Regions from separate parts of the Homo sapiens genome. Here region 2 is linked to region 1. Evidence: chromatin contacts called from ENCODE Hi-C or POLR2A ChIA-PET data. All regions are on one chromosome and are shown on one strand. The core of a region is the stretch at or near the end of the contact, and the rest is flanking DNA. Distances in the headings are between cores, read along the strand shown. Region 1 overlaps VAC14 (VAC14 component of PIKFYVE complex). Region 2 holds the start of VAC14-AS1 (VAC14 antisense RNA 1).

Region 1 (2,700 bases), core at 71-2,570:
CCACCCGCTTTGTGGCCAGGTGGCTCGCTCCGGCCCTCTCGGCACCCCAGCCTTCAGCACCTGTCCTGGGCTCATGTCCCATGGGACCCATCAGTGTGGCCAGAGTGCGCTGGTGCTGATTGCCCTGAAAAGGGTCGGGTGCCCACCCTCAGACACAGGAGCAGGTGTCATGGGCCGTCATGGTTCTGGAACCAGAATCCAAGGCCATGGACATCAGGAGGCAGAGCCAACAATGGTGTGGACCTGGTGGTCTGGGTTTAAATGCTCACAGAGGAGGAGTGTGAAGTAGGCCCTACCAAGGGCCACCATGGGGGTAACTGAAGGAGTGACTTTTTCACCTCCAAGCAGCCAACTCCTTCCTTCCTGCAGGAAAGTGGGAGGGTGAAGCTGTATATGTGACCCAGTGACCCTCCAGATCCACAGTGGGAGCAGGCAGTGAGGAGGTGGTGGCCAGGTATGGCCTCCAGCTGATTCCTCCTTTGTGGCCTCCTTCCGCCAACAGCACTATTTCTGGAAGCATCCATGCAGGCAGAGCGGATGGGTCTTCTACCCTTTGTCGCGTGTGGAATTGGGACGCAGGCCCAGCACCTCATACCAGGGCCCGCTTGGGGCCCTGTCTCCATACATGTGACCCAGGCCTGGGTAGCCGCAGGGCCAAAACTGATCAGAGTCCCAGAGAGTCTCAGTCAGGGAGAAGCCAGGAGGGACCTTATGGGCCAGTTGGGTTCTTTCATACAGAAAGAAACTGAGGCTTTGATTTCTCCTGTAAATATTTACTGCCTGCTGCCTTTGTACGGAGGAGGGCCTGGGCCAGGCCAACATGGGCCCAGCCTCCACAGACCGGGGAGAAGGTATTTCAGGGAGATGGGAACATCTTATAGGGGCTGGACAAGAGCACTGGGGAGTTCATAAGGAGAGAGCTCCCTGGCTGGGGAACAGGGGTCAAAGATTCACTCACTCCACACAGAGGGGCATTCCGCAAATATTCCTGAGTGCCTGGGATGTGCCAGGCCCCATGCCAGCTGTGGCATGGCTCACGCCTCCCCCGGGGCTGCAGCCTCATGGGAGGGGCCCACAGGGACAAGTAACAAAGAAACAGGTGACCTGGTCTTGTGATCCATGCTCTGAAGAAAACACTGGGGGAGGTGGAGGGGGGTCCTCAGGTCAGGCCTGTGAGAAGGGGGGTGCCCCACAGCGTCAGTAGAGCCAGGAAGCTGTGACCTGGATCTGAGGTTTTCTGAAAGCATAAAAGTGCCCTAGTTTTCCCCTCTCCTCAGGCTCCGCTGAAGCTATGCCAAGAATTGGCTTTTAAAGGCTGCCTGAAATGTGGTTTGGAGCCAAAAATCTATAGAGCCAGCGCATTTGTGACCTTGTTGAAAATGCTTACTGAGGAAAAACAAGGGGGTGGGATTTGGGATTTTCTTTTTCCCTTGTAAAATTTAAAAATACATGTATCTGTCTGGTCTGTCCCCACCCCTTCTCTATCCCGCCTGCAGGCCCTCACCTTGGCCCGACAGCCCCGACTCCACCGCATACGCGTCTTCCATTAGCCCACACCTCCCCCATTCCCAATCCCTGGCCATCTCCCATGCATCAGTAATGAAAAATACCAAGTGGGTAAAAATAAGGAGCCCGGTTATAGCCCTGGAAATTAGGCCACAGCTGTCAGGCCGGGCAAGAGCGCTCGCCTCTCTGAGAATGGAACCGCCGGGAGCAAGAGCTCGGCCCCCTCCCTGCAAGGGTAGATCAGAGTTTCACCCAGGGGGCGGCAGGGCGCTGCTGCTGTGCTGGGCAGGCAGGGGAGCCAGGAAGCGCCATGTATCACTGAGCAACCCTGTCCTGGGTGTCCGTCAGTGCCTGGCACAGTGCCCACCAGTGGGAACACCGCAGTGGGCAGAGCTAGTCCCTGCCCGCCAGGGTTAGTCACGATTGCAAGCATAGCATCGCACAGTGGTGATCCTTGGTGAAACAGATGTGGGGGAGGGGGTGCCCAGCCTGTTGGGGGAGTCTGGGAAAGCTTCTGAAACGTGACATCTAAGCTGAGCCAGGAAAGATGAGTAGGAACTGGTCGGGGAAGGAGTGGGGGAGGTGTTTCTGACACAGCAAGCAGTCTGCTCAGAAGCCCAGAGACCAGTCCCCACACCCTCTGGGCAACCTGGAGTGTGGCTGGGAGGCCCCTGGTGGCCTTACCTCTGAGGTACCCTGTGAGCCAGTGGAGGGCTGAAGCAGGTTCAGAAAACCTCCTACCGCTGTGTGAGGGTGCCCAAGTCCCTGAGAGGAGCCTTCAGATAGGCAGTGGGCATGTGCCAGGCTGTGCCTGAGGTGGCTGGCTCACAGAGCTTCCAGTGGGACGGAGGGAAGTGGGGCCCAGGGCTCGCCAGTGGGGGCAGGTGGTGAGACCCTCACTTGTTCACCATGACAGCTGTGGCCCTACACACTCTCCTCTGCCATTAGTCTCGTGAAACACCGCAGGCTAGTTAGGAAGCCGGCTCAGGAAGCTGGCTTGACCAGGGTTCTTGCTGCTGTGTCATTCTGGAAGGTTCAGTGCTGCTAGGACAGGCAGTTTAAGCAGATAATCTGGACTAAGTTTAAAACCATCTCGACACCGCAGACATCCCTGCCATGGACTTGTTTGGCTCTTCAGGGTACGCTGGCTTCAGTCAGCTAATGCCAGGTGCCTGTGAACTCGGCCAGCTTTCC
Region 2 (2,700 bases), core at 153-2,652, 39 kb before region 1:
CCATGCCCTAGACTGTATTTTAAGGTGCGATTTGCTTTGGTAGGGGAGGAAGGGGAGAGTTCATTTGTTTTCATGGTGCAGGTCCCAGGAGAAATGGATCGGAAAAACTCAGGAGGTTCAGAGATCTGAAAGGAGAGCACTCACTGGGGCCAGGCCGAGTTGCCAGAAAGAGAAGCAGATCGGGGCTTGCCTAGGAGCCCAGAGGAACGGCCCAACTTGGGCTGGCAGTGCCACTGCTGCTGCCACGCCTGCCTGGAGCCTCAGCCCAGCCCAGAGCAGAGCAGAGCAGAGCTGGGGTGAGGCTGCCTGGCTTCCTGCCTCAGGGCAGAAGCAGCCCTGTGTATCACCCCAGCGTGCCCCTTTCCTTCTCCAGCCTCATGCCATCCGGTCCACAGATGTACTCCCTTACCTTATCCTTCCCAAGCAGTCCTTGTCACCGTGGTCAGGTGGGTTGGCCAGCTGGGTCCCAGGGCTCATCTGCCTGCTTTAAAGGGATTTAATTCTTGATGACACGGACTTTGGCCTGGGGTCCCACCTGGGGGAAGCCCCAAACCCCCGAGCTGTGCTGTGAGGAATGGTGGGAGGAAGCAGAGTGCCCCTAGGTTCCCAGGTGGCTGGGGCTGCTCTCTCCCGTCCCCCAAAGAGAGGAGCTGTTACTGCCATCCCTCAGTGTCTACCCCAAAATGGGGGCTTCCACTAAAGTAGAGGCCCCTTCATTTGAGGGCAGCTTAGAGAGCCAATGACGGCCCCTCCACCACCCCCGCTGCAGCTTTCTTTAGGAACCGTGGTGGGTCATGTGTCAACCCCTCGTATCAGTGGGAGGAGACTAGGAGGAGGAGAGGGCCCCAGCTGAAGTCTGCGGGGCTTGTGCCCCATTCTGAGTGCATTGCATCTGTGTCTTAATGAATCCACATGGTGGTCCAGGAGTGATCTTAGTTACCCCGAGGTGTGAGGAGGATCACTTGCCTAAGGTCACACTGTCAGCCAGAATTGACAGTCAAATCTGTCTGATTCCAGAGCATCTAAAACCTCACACAAGGTGTCACCTCACTGCAGAGCAGGGACCCGGCCCAGGGTGGAGGCACTGCCTTATCCAGGCCCAGGCCCTCCGCTGACCCCATAGGGTTTTGTCCTTGGCTGACCTTCAGTTCTAAATGCACCTTCTCCCTCTGTGCATTTAACTTTGACCTCATTCTCCTGCACCTTCCTTCCCAGGCCCCATGGGCTGTCCCTGGCTGCTCACTGACCTGGTGGCCCCTAGCCCCCCTCCAGGGCTCAGTCCAGAAGCCCTCTCCATCTTCCACCTGGCTGACCTTCTCCCAGAAGCGCTGAGGCCGGTGGCCAGGCCTGCTGCAGGGTGGTGTAGAAGCCGCCTGGGTGCAGATCAGGAGGGCCAGCCTCTGCCCCCACGCTGCCCGGCTCTCCACGGGACCAGGCAGGTCACATGACACCGCCTCACCTCGGTTTTCTTCCCAGGGTACTGGGGTTGGACTGGATGGTCTGAGATCCCTTCCAGCCCTGAATCTGTGTGGTCCTGACTCCACTCCCTGGAATACTAATGCTGCCTGCTCAGAAGCGGACAGTCTTCCATAAGAACAGTACTTGTTTTTCCTCCTCAGATTCTTGCCTCAGTGTTCACTTCCCTCCAATTTTCATTCCATCCACTCTCCAAAACAAACAAAAACACCCCTCCACCCCCACCTCAATTCCACAGATATCTTTAAAATCAGATCACGCAGTAAGATACGGCCTCAGCCCAGAGAATGGAGGGGTGCCGTGTCGGTGCCCAAAGAACTTGACTCCTCTTGCAAGAGCCCAGCCTGCAGGGGAGAGGAGCTGGGTGGGCACTGATGGCCCGGGGACCCTCTTCCTGAGGCACCCTCCCCTGGCCCTGCCGTGGGCAGGGGACACTGCCCTCTGTCCCCTCTCCCCGCGGCTGTCCCTGCAGCTTCTTTTGGGGGCTTCTGAGAACAAGTGAGAGGGAGTCATGTGCCAGGGAGAAGGGCCACCGCCAGCCAGCAAAGCAGCTAGACTCCAGCCACGGCCCTGAGCCTTCCTCCTCGGGGACAGCTAGGTCCCAGGCCCAGCAGAGGTACCAGCAGCCACTGCTGGGGGTTCAGAGAGGACTGTGGTCTTCTAAAATGAGGCTTGGCGGCAAATCGTTGCTAGGGAAGAGAGGGGAATGGCAAGGTAACAGTCCCAGAACTGTACCCACTGAGAGGGCCTCTACCCACCCCTCATTCTTCCAGATGTTCCCACCTTGTGGTGTCAGTGCCCACAGCAGCCACCCCAGAGCACAGGGGGACCCAGAGTAACTGCGGCCAGCCTTGCCACCTCCTTGCAGGGAAGACAGGACTGTGTGCCAGGAGGGTTTGAGTATTTACCTCTCCATGTTCCTTGCCCTGGGCAGATGGACCAGTGAGGACCCAGAGCTGGGCACAGTAACTGGTATGAATGGATTGGGGGCCAGGAGGGTGCTGCCTAGCTCCTGGTGAAGGCAGAGGTTGGGCTGAGAAGCATGGTGGAAAGGGAGGCGGCTCTCCCAGCGGCAGGGCCTCTGGGGTAGGAGGAACCCCACAAAGAGGAGCCAGCCCAGCCAGCCTTTCCCTGAGGCAGGAATGGGCGCTCTCACTCACACCTCCTAGAGCCAAGCTGCAGGGCGAGTTGCCTGCAGGACTGAGCACACTATCCAGCCCCGGC

The links. Hi-C counts contacts between places; a loop is a spot of excess contacts on that map. ChIA-PET counts read pairs that join two places held with the same protein, here RNA polymerase II (POLR2A). Pooled maps may share reads with other maps.
Region 2: a map of posterior cingulate gyrus shows a loop between it and region 1 (2.8-fold over the local background). The contact joins the promoter of VAC14-AS1 here to the enhancer-like site in region 1. A Hi-C loop is called at or near these places in 10 of 168 maps with a recorded cell type or tissue (Calu3, HepG2, PC-3 and 5 more) and 8 of 50 pooled maps. POLR2A ChIA-PET finds 5 or more read pairs at or near these places in 10 of 52 experiments (A549, AG04449, AG04450 and 6 more).

Annotation. Positions count from the first base shown.
Region 1 is chr16:70,714,596-70,717,295 of GRCh38, reverse strand. The region is part of intron 14 of VAC14 (VAC14 component of PIKFYVE complex); the gene reads left to right. Among named protein-coding and RNA genes, the nearest start is that of MTSS2, 30 kb to the right of the region's middle. RefSeq lists enhancers at 59-776, 2,217-2,700. Within about 2 kb of position 1,320, at least 25 of the 41 ENCODE cell types and tissues checked have a DNase peak (open chromatin) inside an H3K27ac peak, as active enhancers do; they include PC-3, PC-9, ascending aorta and 1 more, where a contact is called at or near this core.
Region 2 is chr16:70,753,797-70,756,496 of GRCh38, reverse strand. It overlaps VAC14-AS1 (VAC14 antisense RNA 1), which reads right to left and starts at 1,402. Exons shown (of 6, transcript NR_034083.3): 1 at 1,248-1,402; 2 at 410-484. All of the region lies in intron 12 of VAC14 (VAC14 component of PIKFYVE complex), which reads left to right. RefSeq lists enhancers at 604-1,244, 1,245-1,885.